Linked DNA regions of Homo sapiens: region 2 is linked to region 1. Evidence: read pairs that join two places in POLR2A ChIA-PET (ENCODE). Cell type or tissue: B cell. All regions are shown on one strand. Links, peaks and the distances in the headings refer to the core of each region. The heading gives the core; the rest is flanking DNA. Region 1 has its middle 15 kb from the start of LINC01647. Region 2 overlaps DRAXIN (dorsal inhibitory axon guidance protein).

The links. Peaks named below come from ENCODE experiments on the same cell type or tissue, not always from the same donor. Only the 100,000 strongest peaks of a DNase experiment are listed, where the experiment ranks them.
Region 2: POLR2A ChIA-PET joins it to region 1 with 9 read pairs; 3 of 35 experiments call an interaction of 5 or more read pairs at or near these places.

Annotation. Positions count from the first base shown.
Region 1 is chr1:11,620,452-11,628,777 of GRCh38, forward strand. No RefSeq gene overlaps it. Among named protein-coding and RNA genes, the nearest start is that of LINC01647, 15 kb to the left of the region's middle. In B cell, for the core only: no CTCF peak of the experiment used is centred there; no DNase peak of the experiment used is centred there; H3K27me3 peaks cover 1,465 bases.
Region 2 is chr1:11,723,194-11,731,519 of GRCh38, forward strand. It overlaps DRAXIN (dorsal inhibitory axon guidance protein), which reads left to right. Exons shown (of 7, transcript NM_198545.4): 7 at 1-2,664. Among named protein-coding and RNA genes, the nearest start is that of AGTRAP, 8.8 kb to the right of the region's middle. RefSeq lists an enhancer at 3,019-4,006. In B cell, for the core only: no CTCF peak of the experiment used is centred there; a DNase peak (open chromatin) is centred at 2,598.

The DNA.
Region 1 (8,326 bases), core at 2,950-6,949:
CTGGCTGAATTAAGAATGCATGTGCTGTAGAGGACCGGCTAGACAATTTTCCTGTCACTCCCGCTCCTAGTTTCTCCCACCTCGTCCTTGGACACAACTGGGAATCTCTTTAAGGCTCACAATTGGGCCCTTTCAACTGGCATTGGTTCCACGCCTCACCACGTGACTCCGCCTCTCCCCAAGCTTTTCAGTGGCCACTTTCTCAGCCCAACGAAGCCTGACAAATCCTTCCTGCAAACGTGCATGTCCCGGGCTCAGAATAACCTACCAAAAGAAAATAAAACCCCCATGAAGTGAGTCCAGGTGACTCAAAGCGTTCTGTTGGCAGCAGCATTTCCGGCGTCTGCTTTCTCTCTGGATCACAAACATTTCTCATCTGCTGGAGCCATTCAAGACAAGGCCACAGGCAGCCAAGGAAGCCCATGGCCCTGGAGACCCCAAACAACTGCACTGAAATGATTAGATGCTCCCCATCTTCCTGCCAGGAGTGTGTTGGGGGCCGGGGAAGGAAGACATCTGGTCTTTTGTACAAATAGAGAATAACAACAATCGTAGTAATTGTCAGTACAAAGTTATTGCCACTCACTATATGCCAGCCATTGTTCTGTTAATAGGCACTTTGCATTTCTTAGCTCATTTAGTCCTAACACCAAGTCACTAAGACAATTATTAATACTGTGCCCATTTTACAGTTGGGAACACTTGCAAAGACTGAATCCATCTGACAACCCGTGATCAACACCCTTACATGGCAATGATCAGTGGAGCAGAGAAATGGCTGCCCCTTTAGGTGGGACGCGCTGTTCCAATTTGCCACAGCCCCCACCAGTCCCTGTTATATTACACCCTGTCTGTCTCACCCATTTAAGTCACTTGCTCTGCACCTATGGGTGTCTGAGTTGTCAACCTCTACACTATGCTGCCTCCTCCCTCATACTTCCTTCACTCTCATCTCCTTCTTCAGGAATCAGGATTTGGGGCCTAAATCTGCAGAAAGCTCGACCCTTCCCTTTCCTACAGACTGACTCCTCCAGGAAGCCTTCCCTGCTTAATCACCAACGCTGCAAATGTCTAAGCTGAAAGGATTATTTGAGGTCATTTGGTTCTAACCCGTCAGTTACAGATGAGGATACTGAGGCCCAGAGAGCTAGGAATGCTGCTGTCTGCCTGGTCCTACGCCTAACGGTGATCAAGCCCTGTCCGCCAACAAGGTCAGCATGCCCCTTCCTACCTGTCGGGGAGGTAGGGCTGGGGTTGTTCCCGTGCCCATTTTATGGATGAAGGAACTGAGGCAAGATGCTGGGTCTCTCTTTGCAATGTCTGAGGCTGCTCTCACTTCCGAGGGCTCCCTGACCACGGGCCAAGGCTGTTTGGCCCTCCCAGTATTCCTGATGCTTCCATCAGTCCCTGAGCTCTAGAACCAGGTCTGAGCCCCCTCACCTTTGCCTGGGCACAGGGCCTCAAGGAGCCCTAGCTTTGTGCTGCACCTAAGCCTCCTTGTCTGATATTCTGGCCCTTCGTTCCACCTCCTGCATTTCACATCTGGCCCAGCTACACTGTCCTTCCAGGGGTAGGTGGAGCCTGTATTCTGCTTATTTCCCAACAGAAGAAAGAGCATCCCAGAGAGGCTAAATGTGACCTAAGGTCACACAGGGACTCCTGGCAAAGCTGGCAGCAGCACCTGACCCCAACCCCTGTCTTACCATGTTTTTCTCTCCACTCTGTGACCCATTCTCTCTGCTCAGGCCTCCCTCTGGGGACCCCGACCATCTGGAAGACATTCCTTTTTCTGAGTGGGCAGTAGAGTCTTAGACCCACCCCAGACAGTCATTTTTGTGGAACCTTTGATACACACACCCTGGCAGGACCCTTAGGGTCCCCTCCCTCCTACTTCCAGGACCTGCCTATCTCTGGATAACCCAAGACTGTCTGTACAGCTGTGCAGGTTGCACACTGCTCGCCCAGCACAGCCACTTACTACAGTCCTAATTGTCACTCACTAGGCATCCCCACACATCCTGCACAGTACAGCTGCCAAATGCAGGAAGGGTTGCAGCAGCCTGCCACTCCCGGGCACCAGTGAGCTTCTCCTTCTCCACTCTGCACCTCCTAACCCTCCCACCACCACCTCTGAAGCAATCAGGAGGCCACCAGGACTGGCAGGAAAGGTCCCCTGAGTAGGGGAAATCTTGCTTGGCCATAATTAAACTCCACTGCTGTGCAGGCTGCAGACAAAAAGGAACCCATAATGGGATTAGAATTGTAATAAATTAAAATCATAAATTCAATAAACGCCTTCTTGGCCTCCCTCTGGAAATGGCCAGCCCACAGCAACTGGCTTTGGTAGGCATAACGGAGGGGCCATGGGAAGACAGGTCAGTGCAGACAGGCAGGCTGCAGTTTCAGCTGCTGGTCCCAGCTGACTGGGGCCAGGTCAGGGACCCTTCTCCAGAGCAGACTCACCCAAGGACAGGCCATGACCACCGGTGGTGCTCCAGAACCCACTGTGGCTCCCTATCACCCCACCATTTAATCCAGCTTAGCCCTTCACCAACTTCCTGCCTTAGGATTTACTGACACACGCCTCTGCCATCCATCATTTGGGCATCCATTAAATGGCCATTGGCCTCAAATGTACAGGGTGGTGGAAGGGACGCATTTGACATGGGAAGGTTCTGAGTTTGAATCCCAGCTCTAGCACATGCGAGCAGTGAGACCTGGGATGGGTACGTGCATTCAGGTGTACTCCCCCCTCCCACCCTGAGAACACCTTTTACCCACCCTTGTACTCATCCTCTCATTTTGCCTGTAATTTATTGAGTTCCTACTGTGTGCTGGACTCTGTGTCAATCAGTGGGGAAAACAGCAGCAAGACAGGCAAGGTCACGGGGCTGGCATTCCAACAGGGGACACAGCAGCAGGCAAGTTCACGAATCATGAGTTATCACTGCAGAGGGGCCACAAATCAGAGGTCCAGGAGACCAACTGTGGGGAAGGGGGAACATGAAAGGAGAAGATTTCTTTTTTTTTTTTGAGACATAGTTTCGCTCTTGTCCCCCAGGCTGGAGTGCAGTGGCGCAATCTCAACTCACTGCAACCTCTGCCTCCCGGGTTCAAGCGATTCTCCTGCCTCAGCCTCCCGAGTAGCTGGGATTACAGGTGCCCAGCTCATTTTTGTATTTTTGGTAGAGACAGGGTTTCACCATGTTGACCAGGCTGGTCCCAAACTCCTGACCTCATGTGATCTGCCCACCTTGGCCTCCCAAAGTACTGGGATTATAGGCGCGAACCACTGTGTCCGACCAGAGAGAAGATTTTTGTGGAGCACTAAAGCTTGAGCTGAAGTCTGAGGGTTAAGCTAAGAGAAGAGAATGGAGGAGACATGGAGCACTCTCAACACAGATGAGAGCATGTGCAAAGGCCCTGGGGTGGGAGCAGCAGAGGATCCTAGGTTGTGGTTTGCGGGTTTTTTGAGACGAGGTCTCACTCTACCCAGGCTGAAGTGCAGTGGCACGATCACGGCTCACTGCAGCCTTGACCTCCCAGTCTCAAGAGATCCTCCCACCTCAGCCTCCTGAGTAGCTGGGACTACAAGCGTGCACTGCTACACCTGGCTACATTTTTTAAAAATTTTTTGTAGATTGGGGTCTCACTATATTGTCCAGGCTGGTCTTGAGCTCCTGAGCTCAAGCGACCCTCTTGCCTCGGCCTCTCAAAGTGCTGAGATTATAGGCATGAGACACCACACCCCACTGGACTTTTTTAAAAGAATGTAAAATTAGGCATGAAAGTTCATGCTTATTTAGAAGGAAAAAGTGTTACAAATTACATTTAAAATACATTTTAAAATATATTTTCATTAACTGCTCAACACACATATTTTTTTCTTTCATTTTTGGCTGCATGTTCTTTTTGGATTCCCCCTTTAACTGTCAAGATTTTGTAATATCATTTTCTAGAGAGAAGATAGATAATTCCTCCAGCATGGCTGAGTGAAATATACACATACAAATTAGCCAGGTGTGATGGCACACTCCTGTGATCCCAGCTATTAATATTATACTTGGGAGGCTGAGGTGGGAAGATCATTTGGGCATGAGAGATCAAGGCTGCAGTGAGCCATGACTGTGCCACTGCACTCCAGCCTGGGCAACAAAGCAAGATCCTGTCTCAAAAAAAGAAAATATATATATACATACATTCATATACACAGACACATATGTGTATATATACATACATATATAATAAATGTATTTTGTTATGTAGGATGCACAAAACATGTGTCTTAACACACACTCACACACACACACACACATTTATTGTCTGTAGAGCTGCGACAGGTTTGTGCCTTACTGTGGCTGGCAGAATAATAGCCCCCCAAAACTGTCTATGCCCCAATCCCCTGTGACTATATTAGGTTACATGGCAAAGGGAGTTGAAGCTGCTCATCAGCTGACTTTAAAATAGGGAGATTATCCTGGATGAGCCAGGTGGGCCCAAAGTCATCATAGGATCCTTAAAAGTGGAAGAGGGTGGCTGGGTGCGGTGGCTGATGCCTGTAATCCCAGCACTTTGGGAGGCCAAGGCAGGCGGATCACTTGAGGCCAGGAGTTTGAGGCTGGCCAATATAGCAAAACCTCATCTCTACTAAAAATACAAAAATTAGCTGGGCATGGTGGCTCACACCTGTAATCCCAGCTACTCAGGAGGCTGAGGCGTAAGAATTGCTTGAACCTGGGAGGTGGAGGATACAGTGAGCCGAGATCCTGCCACTGCACTCCAGCCTGAGCAACAGAGCAAGACTCTGTCTCAAAAAAACAAAACAAAAAAAAAGGCGGAAGAGATAAGAGGGAGAATCAGAGACAGAGCAGTGTGAGAAGGACCCAGTTCAACATAGATGAGGGTCGGGGCCACACACCAAGGAATGCGGGCAGCCTCTGGAAGCTGGAAAATGCATGGACGTGAATTTCCTTTTAAAGCCTCCGAAAGGGAATGCACCTTGATTTTGGCCCAGGGAGACCCACTTTGGACTTCTGACCTGCAGAGCCGTGAATTAGTCCATTTGTGTTGCCGAAGCCACTGCATTTGTGATTGTTTGTTACAGAGGCTGTCAGAAACGAACGCACCTCCAAATGCAGGCATTCTGATCAATCCCGTTTCATCTGATCACTTTGCGGAGGCGGGAAGTCTGAGTGGACAGAGACAATAGTATGGTCGGTCTTCATGGACTGCAGTTCACATCATCTACATCTGCAAATTTTACAAACACACATAAGCGTGTGGACATGAGGCTAAGGCCCCTCTCAGGGCCTCGGAAGGGATCTGTGCAATAGAAGGCCCCAAGCCCTGAGAGCCATCGGTGTTTGGCAACTCCGCATTAGTCTCATTCAAATAACTCAAAGCAGATGTGGTGTTGGGGCCACAGAGAGCCTGGAAGAGGAGCTGGTGCCAGTCCAGCTGGGGCTTCGTGGCTCAAAGTAGGGGCCTGACCTCGTCCTATTCCCCAGTGGTGCTGGCGTCAGTCCCCAGTGGCTGTCGGGTGGTGGACGGGCTGGAGGAGAAGGGGTGGGCGCCAGGCAGATCACTGCAGGAGTCTCCCCTTCAGGATGTGGTGGAGGAGATGGTGGGATGGGGGTGAGGGTGAGGAAGGGAAGCAGGGGAACCGCTTAGCAGGGAGCAGCCCCAAGAGTTTCTGCCAGGTGGGAGGTGGGCTTGGGGAGGAGCAATGTCAGAGCTGACTCCAAGACTCTGGCTGAGAGTTGGGAAGAGCCCAAGGGGTGGGGTGGGCGGGGGCTGTGACAGAGAAGAGGGCACCCGTGTGCTCACCTCCCCTTCCCACCTCCAGCCTGCAGGACAGAAAAAAGCAAGTCTTTCCTCACTTCCCTGCACCTGCCAAACCACCATGTTGGGACAACACCAGACCAAGGACCCCTCCCCACCCAGTGTTACCAGTAAGGCTGAGAGCTTCAGCTCAGGACGAGGTCTGCAAAAAACAGACAGAAACAGAAACAAACAGGTTTCTTTCCTCTTTGACTAGGCTCTCTGGGCTTCTCAGGTTCCTACAGGACCCCGCCCATTCCCAAGCCCTGTGCTCTGCCCCACCTCTGCAGCCCCCCATGCCTAGCCCTCTGGGGGTCTCCATCCCTCCCATCCCAACGCCCAAGCCAAGCCCAGAGTCATTGTGAGCACTTATTAAGCCACTAATTAATTGAATTTTTCCCCCTCATTGCATGCTGTTAATTAGTTTCTTGTAGTAACATAGACTATTATTCTTGGAAGTAATAACTTGGTCCCGGAGGCAGTTTTAATGCTACTTATAATTACCAGAGGAGGCAGAGTCTTGGGCTTAGGTGGGCGGAGCTAATCCAGCACAAGAAAGGAGGAAAGTCAACATGGTTCTTCCTTGTCTAAAAGATGTCTTTTATTTTGCCTTACTATTGTTCTGTATTTTCTAAATTTTCTGCAATGGAAAGCATTTTTTTTTTTCTTTTGAGACAGAGTGTCGCTTTTACGCCCAGGCTACAGTGAAATGGAGCGATCTCGGCTCACTGCAACCTCCACTCCCCGGGTTCAAGCGATTTCTCCTGCCTCAGCCTCATGAGTAGCTGGGATTACAGGCATTCGCCACCACGCCCGGCTAATTTTTGTATTTTTAAGAGAGACAGGGTTTCGCTATGTTGGTCAGGCTGGTCTTGAACTCCTGACCTCAGGTGATCTACCCACCTCAGCCTCCCAAAGTGCTGGGGTTACAGATGTGAGCCACCTTACCCGGCCGGAAAGCATTATTTTTATAACATGAAAAGTAAGTTTTTTTAAAGGCAGGAAAGCTTTAGAGTGGCTGTGAAATTGTCCCTGGGAGAAAGGAGCTACAGAGGGCTGGGGTAGGGCCCAGTGGGGAGTGGATGCCATTTCCTTCTGCAGCTTCTGTTCCAGGCTGTCCTTTCTGTCCTCTCCCTGTGGCCCCATGGCCAGTAAGCACCAAAACCAGCGTGCAGAATCAGGGCTCTGAGTCCAAGTTCAGAGACCTAACCCTGGCCTCAAACCCCCTCATCTGGCATCTGATAGGCGGGTGTATTAGGGAGAAATCAGCCAGGGGTAAAGTCTTCCCAGATCAAGCACCAGAAAGCCACAGGGAGGAGAGGATGAACAGGAAGCATAAGAAGTTGCAAATTGCCTGTAATCCCAGCTCTTTGAGAGGCCAAAGTAGGCGGATCACCTGAGGTCAGGAGTTCGAGACTAGCCTGGGCAACATGACAAAACCACATCTCTACTACAAATACAAAAATTAGGCAGGCATGGTGGCACACACCTGTAATCCCAGCTACTCGGGAGGCTGAAGCACAAGAATCACTTGAACCCAGAAGGTGGAGGTTGTGGTGAGCTGAGATCACACCACTGCATACCAGCCTGGGTGACACAGCGAGACTCCGTCTCAAAAAAAAAAAGAACTAAGCCTCTCTTGCCTCAGTTTTCCACTCATGGACGTTGTAGTCTAGTGAAAGAAATAGACAAAGAGGTACGTCAACAGAAAATAAACTAAAAGAGAACTGTAGGGCAGAGAAACATACCATAGATAGGATGGTCAGGGTCACCGGGCGTGGTGGCTCACACCTGTAATCCCAGCACTTTGGGAGGCCGAGGCGGGTGAGTCACGAGGTCAGGAGATCGAGACCATCCTGGCTAACACAGGTGAAACCCCATCTCTATTAAAAATACAAAAAAATTAGCCAGGTGTGGTGGCGGGCACCTGTAGTCCCAGCTACTCCAGAGGCTGAGGCAGGAGAATGGCATGAACCCGGGAGGCGGAGTTTGCAGTGAGCCGAGATCACGCCACTGCACTCCAGCTTGGGCTACAGAGCAAGACTCCGTCTCAAAAAATAAATAAATAAATAAAAGATAGGATGGTCAGGGTCTCCTTGAGGGCACGATGTTTAAGCTGAGATCAGAAGGATGAGCAAAGAAAAAAAAAGACACTAGCATAGAAAAAATGCATCCTAGAGGACACATATGTGTTTATCTCTTGTGGGGGGGGTGTTCAGTGCACTGCCCCCTGACCAGATTCCTGCCATGTTCTCAGAGCCCAGTGAAAAGCTATCACTCACACCAATAAAAGCACCTATTAACCTTGAGTGAGACCTCAATTAGCAACAAGGCCTTAGCTCCACCATCAACCTGGGTATGGGAGGGAAGGGTGGCAGGGCACCACACCCGACTGTTAAAGCCACCTGTGATGTTAAAAAGTGGCCACGCAGGGGTTGAAAACTCTTAACTCTCCAATGGGAATTCATGTTACTATTCCTCAGTTCTTCCACAACAAGCAACCGCT
Region 2 (8,326 bases), core at 912-4,911, 100 kb after region 1:
CTGCGCAAAACCAGGCAGTGGGGCAGATTTGGCCTGAGGGTCACGGTTTGCCAACCCCTGCTCAAGCCTGCTCACTCTCAACGCTGGCTGCACGTTGCAATAATCCAGGAACATTCACAGGCCTGGGGCCCACCCACAAAGCTTCTGTTTTGTTTGGTCTGGGCTTCATAGTTTTTCTCCCAGGTAACTTCAGGTGCAGCTGGGGCGGAGAGTCTCTGCTCTCCCCTTCCATCTGTAGCAGTGTGGCTGGTGTTAAATCCACCTATTCCACCTCTCACAGCTTTGGCAACCTTAGGAAAGTTTCTTAAGGTCTCTGTGCCTTGATTTTTTCATCTGTAAAATGGGAATAATAACTCTCCCTTCATAGGGTTGTTGTGAGTAGTGAATGCATACTTCTTTTTTTTTTTTTTTCTTTTGAGACAGAGTTTCACTCTTGTTGCCCAGGCTGGAGTGCAGTGGCACGATCTCGGCTCACTGCGACCTCTGCCTCCTGGGTACAAGTGATTCTCCCGCCTCAGCCTCTCGCGTACCTGGGATTATAGGCAAGCATCACCACGCCCGGTTACTGTTTGTATTTTTAGTAGAGATGGGGTTTCACCATGTTGGCCAGGCTGGTCTCAAACTCCTGACCTCAGGTGATCCCCCCGTCTCAGCCTCCCAAAGTGCTGGGATTACAGGCATGAGCCAGCATGCCTGGCCTGTGAACGCAGAATTCTTATAAGGTGTTTAGAACAGTGCCTAGCACCTAATAAACCTCCAGTGTTAGCTAATTTGTTATTCTAGGAGAATTTTAGATGTCGGTTCTTTGACAATGACCCATCACATACTCTGAGATCATTTCTAAGTCACCATTCAAGCTCCTTCCCCAAAGTGTGTTCCATAGAACACTGGGACCATGAGATGCTCTATTAGAAAGGGTCAGGGTACGGTTCCATGGTCAGAGAGGTTTGGAAAACTGTTCTGGCCTCAGCCCTTGGCAGCATGTGCAGATTCCAGGCACCGAGGCAGGGCTGGAGGAGTAAGTGGCTTTGCAATAAAATGGGTGCTGGAGTCTAAAATGATACCCTGGGTGGAGTGGGGGAGCTGAGCAGGAGGCCAGGTGGCAACCAGTAGCTGCTGGGCCCGTGGCCTGAACCCTCCTGCACTCCTCCAGCTGGAGTCTCACCGCGGATCCCAGGAATACCTGCTGTTCCCACAGGGCTGCCTTTCCGTAGTTTGTCTGGAGACACCAAGAGTGGTTTCCATGCCTGCTGGGAATAGGCTGAGCATGCAATGACATGAGGGCCAAGGCTTGTGGGAAAATGACAGCTTCACAGCCCCTTGAGGAGTGACCAAGCCACAAAGTAAATCCTAAAGCCACAACCCCTTCTACCACTGAGCTGCTGGAGGTGGGTCCTTATTTCAAGCCATATTCAACCCACCCAACAAAACCTAACATTGAGGTGGTGGGCACACGGCCCCTGCCGTGGGGCTCACTCTGCAGCTGGAGAGACAGCATACCTGAAACCTGCAAGGAACCGGTTTATAAAACAACAGAACAGCCAGGAAAATGGTGCTAGGAGAGACAGTGGAGAGGCCAGAGAAGCAAACCACTGTGGCTCCTCACTGGGGGTTTCACGGGGTTGGACTGAGCCCTGTCACCTCTGTGATAGTCTTCACTCTGACAGGCAATGGTGACTGTGTGTGTTTCCTGGGGAGGAGGTTAGCAGGGACGGTTGCCTTTCCTGGGAAGGGCAGTTTGCAGAACCAGGGGTTTATATTGCAGGGAGTGTATTTTCTGAATTCTAAGTCAGAACAAGCAGTCTGATACAGGATCCATGGCTGGGTCACTTCTGGGTGCAAGAGGCTTTCTAGACCTTAGACACTCAAGATTACGGTCCCGGGCCAGTAACAGCACCTGGGAGCTTGGTAGAAATGCAGAATCTTAGCCTAGGCAACATAGGGAGACCTCATCTCTGCAAAAAATAACAAAATTAGCCGGGCATGGTGGTGCACACCTGTAGTCCCAGCTATTCTCCAGGCTGAGGTGGGAGGATCGCTTGAGCCCAAGAGGTTGAGGCTGCAGTGAGCCATGATCGCACCACTGCACTCCAGCTTAGGCAATACAGCGAGACCTTGTCTCAAAAAAAGACAAAAAAAACAAAAAGAAATGTAGATTCTTGGGCCCCACCACCCCACGCCTACTGAGCCAGAATCTCTGGGGGTGGGGCCCAGCCATTTGGCTTTTCACAAGTTCTCCAGGTCATTCTTGGGCACGATCAAATTTGAGAATCACAGGTCTAGGATACGACGGGGAAAACAGAAATGTGGGGTGGTCAGGGACATTCGGATAATTCGGGCTATTTGTATTCAGGTGTGAGCTGGCAAATCCGAGACCTGTTTTGCGTAGCTAATTACCAGCAATGACAAACTCCCAGGCTCTGAGGCCCAAGCCTCCTGGGCTGCAACTGGTCTTTATTTTTGGAGGCAATGAATGGAGCACCTCGGCCTGGGACCCTCAGTGTAGGGTTTTCTGACTCTTAGGCAACTTCCTAGGGTGCTGTACTTCCTTTTTAAAGTTGGGGAGCGGCAGGGGGAGGGGGAAGTGCCACGCCCTTGTAGTTTCATGATGTCATGTTGCATGTGCTCTTGAGCTGTAAATAAAGAGACGATGGTTAAAAAGCCCACCTGGTGTCTCTCTTTGTTCCTCCAGGAGACGGTCTGTCTGTGCTGGTAGTGAGCTCTACAGGGGCATTTGGAGGGGATCCTTAGCCTGGTATTCCACCTATGACTTCTCAACACACTGGACTGAGCATTTGCCCTGAGCTAAGCAGCAAACAAGGCAGACAGGACCCCTGCCCTCGCCTGGTCCTCATCATAATCCCTCAGCCAGACCTCTTGACTGCGAGTCTCAGATTTTTTTGTTGTTTTTTTTTTTTTAGACAGAGTCTTGCTCTGTCACCCATGCTGGAGTAAAGTGGCACGGTCTCGGCTCACTGCAACTTCTGCCCCCCAGGTTCAAGCAATTCTCCTGCCTCAGCCTCCCGAGTAGCTGGGATTACAAACGTGTGCCACCACGCCAGGCTACTTTTTGTATTTTTAGTACAGACGGGATTTCACCATGTTGGCCAGGCTGGTCTCAAACTCCTGACCTCAAGTGATCCACCCACCTCGGCCTCCCAAAGTGCTGGGATTACAGGCATGAGCCACCGCACCTGGCCGGAGTCCCAGATTTTTATCTCCCTACCCATTTTAGGGTTGGGGCAGCTGAGGTCCGAAAGAGATTCTGAGGTGGGTTGCAGCAGGCCGGTCCCCAGCAGCTTCCTTCCGAGCCAAGGTGGCCGAGTGCAGAGAAGAGCAGAAGCGGGACTCCTGCAAGATAAGAAAGGACAAGGCAGCTCAACAGAAGCCAGGGCTGGGGCAGGGTCAGTTGCCATCTTGGGAAAGGGCATGAACTGGTGAGGGGGTGGCCTGGCTTGGCACCAGGAAGGACATCTCTTATCGTGGTGGCAGTTCCAGCCAGTGCCGCCCAGCTCTGCTGACCAGGGCTTCCTCGGGCAGGCTGTTATGTCTCCCAGTGACCTTGATCCTAAAGCCAAGGTGGGGCCCAGACACCCCTGGGGGCCGTGGTGACCACAGAGATGGGGCGCCCTGAGAGCCTGGTGTCCGTATCTGCAGAGACGTCTCTGCCTAGCCAGGACAGGGAAAATCAGGCTTCCCAAATCCAGGGTTTCCTAAAACATGGGTCCTCGGACCCCCAGCATCAGAATCCTGTGGACGGCAAGCCCAGGTTTCTGAGCCCCACCTGGGCCTCTGACTCAGAATTCCAGGCATGGGCTTGGGAATCTGCACAACTGAAACTCAAGTCTGAGAGCTGCTGCACCAAATCTTCTGAGAACTCACAGTCCTCCCCACACAGCCCCAGGTGGCTGGAGGAGCTCCCACGGGGGATGGTTCTGAGGAGCTGAGCCCAGAAGGCCTGTACCCCTCCAAGAGACTTTGCAAGTCATACCCTCTCTGCCCACTACTCAACTCTGCCATCGTCGTATGAAAGCAGCCATGGATCACACAGAAACAGATGCATGCAAATGAGTGAGCACAGCAGCGTTCCAATAAAACTTTATTTACACAAAAGGGTAGCGGGCCAGATTTGGTCCAGGAGCTGTAGCTTGCTGACCCCAGTCTGTACTACTGACCCCTGGGTCAAAGGTTACAGAAAGGCATGCTGGCCATCTAAAAGCCAAACCCCTCTGTCCTGGGATGTCCACTGGATCCCATTTCTACTAATAAAGGTCAGAACAGTGCTGAGATAAGGGGTTAGGGCAGTCAAGCCCAAGGCCACAGGATGTCAGCTCTCAGTGCCAGCAGCCTGGGTGCAGCCCTTGGTGGAGGGCAGATGGCTGCACTGGGGTGGATCAGTCAGGGTTCTCCAGAGAAACAGAAACAATTGGATATTATTTATATATCTTAAAATATCTATGTATTTATATATCTCATGTGTGTGTGTGTGTGTGTGTGTATACACACAGTCATGTACCATATAAACATTTCAGTCAATGACAGACCACACATACAACAGTGGTCTCATAAGATTGTTTTGTTTTGTTTTTGAGACAGAATCTGGCTTTACGTCTAGGTTGCGCACAGTCATGACACTATGTCTAGTGGCACAATCATGGTTCATTGCAGCCTCAAACTCCTGGGCTCAAATGATCCTCCTGCCTCGGCCTCCGAAGTTTTGTATTATTAATGCAATAATAATTATTGTATTATAAATACAGTAATTAGCCTGGTTAATTATTGTATTTTTTGTAGAGACGGGGTCTCGCTATGTTGCCCAGGCTGGTCTCAAACTCCTGGCCTCAGTGATCCTCTGCCTCAGTCTCCCAAAGTGCTGGGATTACAGGCATGAGCCACCATGCCTGTAATGAGCCACCATGCCATAAGATTCTAATACCATACTTTTACTGTACCTTTTCTATGTCTAGATATGTTTAGATACACAAATACTCATCATTGTGTCACAGTTGTCTGCAGTATTCAGTACAGTAACATACTGTGCAAGTCTGTGGCCCAGGAGCAACAGGCTATCTCAGAGAGCCTAGGTGTGTGGGAGGCTTCACCATCTAGGTTTGTGTGAGTACACACTATGATGTTTGCAGTGTGTAATGCTATGATGTTTGCCCATCAATGAAATTGTCTAATGACACATTTCTCAGAATGTATTCCTGCTGTTAAGCAATGCATGACTGTATATAAAGAGATTTATTTTATGGAATTGGCTCCCATGATTGTAGGGGCTGGCAAGTCTGTAATTAGTAGGACAGGCAGGCAAGCCAGAAACTCAGGCAGGAGTTAATGCTGCAGTCTTGAGGCTGAATTTCTTCTCCCAAGACCTCAGTTTTTGTTCTTAAGGCCTTCAACTGATAGGATGAGGCCCACCACATTCTCAGGGGTACCCTCCTTTCCTTCAAGCCAACTGACTGCAGATGCCCTCACACACACCTACATTCTTTTTTGACTGAAACCTTGGATACTAGAACTTGCCCAAGCTGACACACGAAATTGACCATCATGGAGCTTTCTGGAGCTCAGCTCCCCAGCTCAGATCCCGGTGACTGGACGTGCGACAGAGTTGACCGTGGCGGGTCATGAAGCTCTGGGCTTCCTCACTCTGTTTGGCAGCTTGAGCCTCAGTGTAGCGGTGGCCAACCCTGGTCATGAACATGGACACACATGCTGTGGTGGGCCCAGACCAGTGTCTACCCAGTGTTAGGACATGAAATTGCAATTTGGGGTGGGATGGGGTGGGGAGGGATCGGGTGAGGAGCGATATGAATGGATGCCTGACTGGGTCAGCAAATGACAAAACAGAGCTGCCCCTGTCCCTTCATCACACCTCCCCCAACACACGATGGCATATCCTGAAACTCACACGTTTGCACTGGGGAACCACAGTCAGGAGCCTGGGCTCTGTCCCTGCTGGCGATTAGGCACTGCGGCAAGGGCACAATTGGACGGCGCTATATGCTGTGGTCTTGAACTGGCACTGTGCATCCCGACCTTGACCTGTGTCAGCGCCTGGCACAGAGCAGAATACCTGTGTACAGAGGGAACACCTTCCTCCAGACACAGCCCTGGCCTCCATTGACGGCGTGAGGCGCCCCTCCTCTTGCGTAACTGGGAACTGTTAGACCTTCTTTTGCCAAGCATGAAAATGGAAGCACAAAGGAATTAAGGCCACTTGCCCAAAGTGGTGCTGGAGAGGCCTCCCCCAGGTCTGCCTGACTCCAAAACCTGATCATGTCCATGACCCCGTGTTGCCTCTCAAATACCTGAAGTTTACTGAGCACCTACTAGGAGCTGATCACTGATCTCACCCCTACTCCCACCTCACAGGCACTGTGCCACTCATTTAGGACCCATCGAGGCCGCTGTCAGGCAGGGGGCTGCCAGGACCGAAGTTGGATTCACCTTCAGGCCGGCTTCCCAGAGAGGAAGAGGGCTGGATTCCTTCCAGAGAGCCAGTGGAAGCACCCTCCCCTCCCCCACCCACTTCCTCGTTCTTCTCTTCTCTCTCCCTGTGGCCACTGGCCCCCTGCAAGGAAGATGAGACCTCGAAGAGCCTGCAGCAGAGTCAGACGTGAAAGCCACCGCCAGTGAGGCCTGAAAGCAGTGAAAGCAAACACCAAAGATAAACCCCATGGCAGATAGGCGTCTCGGGCCGTCGGGCTCAGTGACCACAACAGGCCTCATGTGTGTATCTGAGCCATCACTCAGATTCAGCCAGAGCCCTCCAACGCCTCCCTTGGAATTCCAGCAGCATCCACGTGGAAAAATGGGAGAACGAAGAGAGGAGGAGGAAGCAGCCTGAAGTTATGACACAACCAGGACAGGCCATGGGAGGCGGGAGGCAAGCAGCACACATTGAAACTCGCTCCGTGCAGGGCCTGGGCCAGGGGCTGGAGTTGATCTCTGAACAAGATGCTCAGAGTTGAGGAAAGCACGTGAGCATGCACATGCACACACACACACGCACCCACACATACATGCACACGCACACACACGCACCCGCACATGCAGACACCCACACCCACACACATGCACACCCATGCACATGCCCATGCACACCTACACACATGCACACACACACACCACCGCACATGCACACCCATGCACATGCCCATGCACACCTACACACATGCACACACACACACACCTGCACATGTGCGTGCACACGCACACAATAAAATAAGAGGATTGCTGCTGTATGCAGCAGGGGTTGAAGGAAATACCATAGGTCAGAATTTGAGAGTAGCTGAAGTGCCTCTCCTTCCTCTTGGGCAATAGCCTCTTACTTCCGCTTGTGTTCTGGGTGGTTTCTAACACAGCCACAGCTTCCTGGACTCCAACAGGGCACAGGCAATTTCCTTTTCTGCCTTTTCTACAATCACCAAAGGTTCCATAGGGCATTCTGATGGGTTCTCTGAGCACAAGGGTCTCTGGAGGGACAGGGCACTATTGCCACATGTCTGGGAAGGCCTGGCGGGGATCATTCTTAACCGGCAGTAATTTTCATAGGACCCTGATGAGGTGGCAGAGCAGCCGGAACATCAGGCATGATTTCCTGTGTTTTAAAGCTCAAGGAGTATTTATGGAGGCTGGCTGGAGTCCATAAGTGTCAGCAAGGGATGCCGCTGTAAGATTGAATTCTGTGCCATCGGGACAAATCGTTCAGAGTCAGCCCTCATTAGTTTTAAGTAGTCACAGAAACAAATGTCCCCTCTGGCCGGGCACGGTGGCTCACGCTTGTAATCCCAGCACCTTGGGAGGCCAAGGCAGGTGGATCATGAGGTCAGGAGTTTGAGACCAGCCTGGCCAACACAGTAAAACCCCGTCTCTACTAAAAATACAAAAATTAGCCGGGTGTGGTGGCACATGGCTGTAGTCCCAGCTACTTGGGAGGTTGAGGCAGGAGAATTGCTTGAACCCGGCAGGTGCAGGCTGCAGCGAGCCAAGATCGCCCCACTGCACACTAGCCCGGGCGACAGTGTGAGAGTTCATCTCAAGAAAAAAAAAAAAAGCAAAATTAGCTGGGCATGGTGGTGTGAGCCTGTAATACCAGCTACTTGGGAGGCTGAGATGGGAGGATCACTTGAGCCCAGGAGTTGGAGGCTGCAGTGAGCCAAGGTTGCACCACTGTACTCCAGTCTGGGTGACAGAGCACCTAGAGGGCCCTGTCTCAAAAAAAGAAAATAAAATGCATTTAATACACCTAACCTACTGAACATCATAGCTTAGTCTAGCCTACTTTAAACATGCTCAGAACACTTACATTAGCCTACAG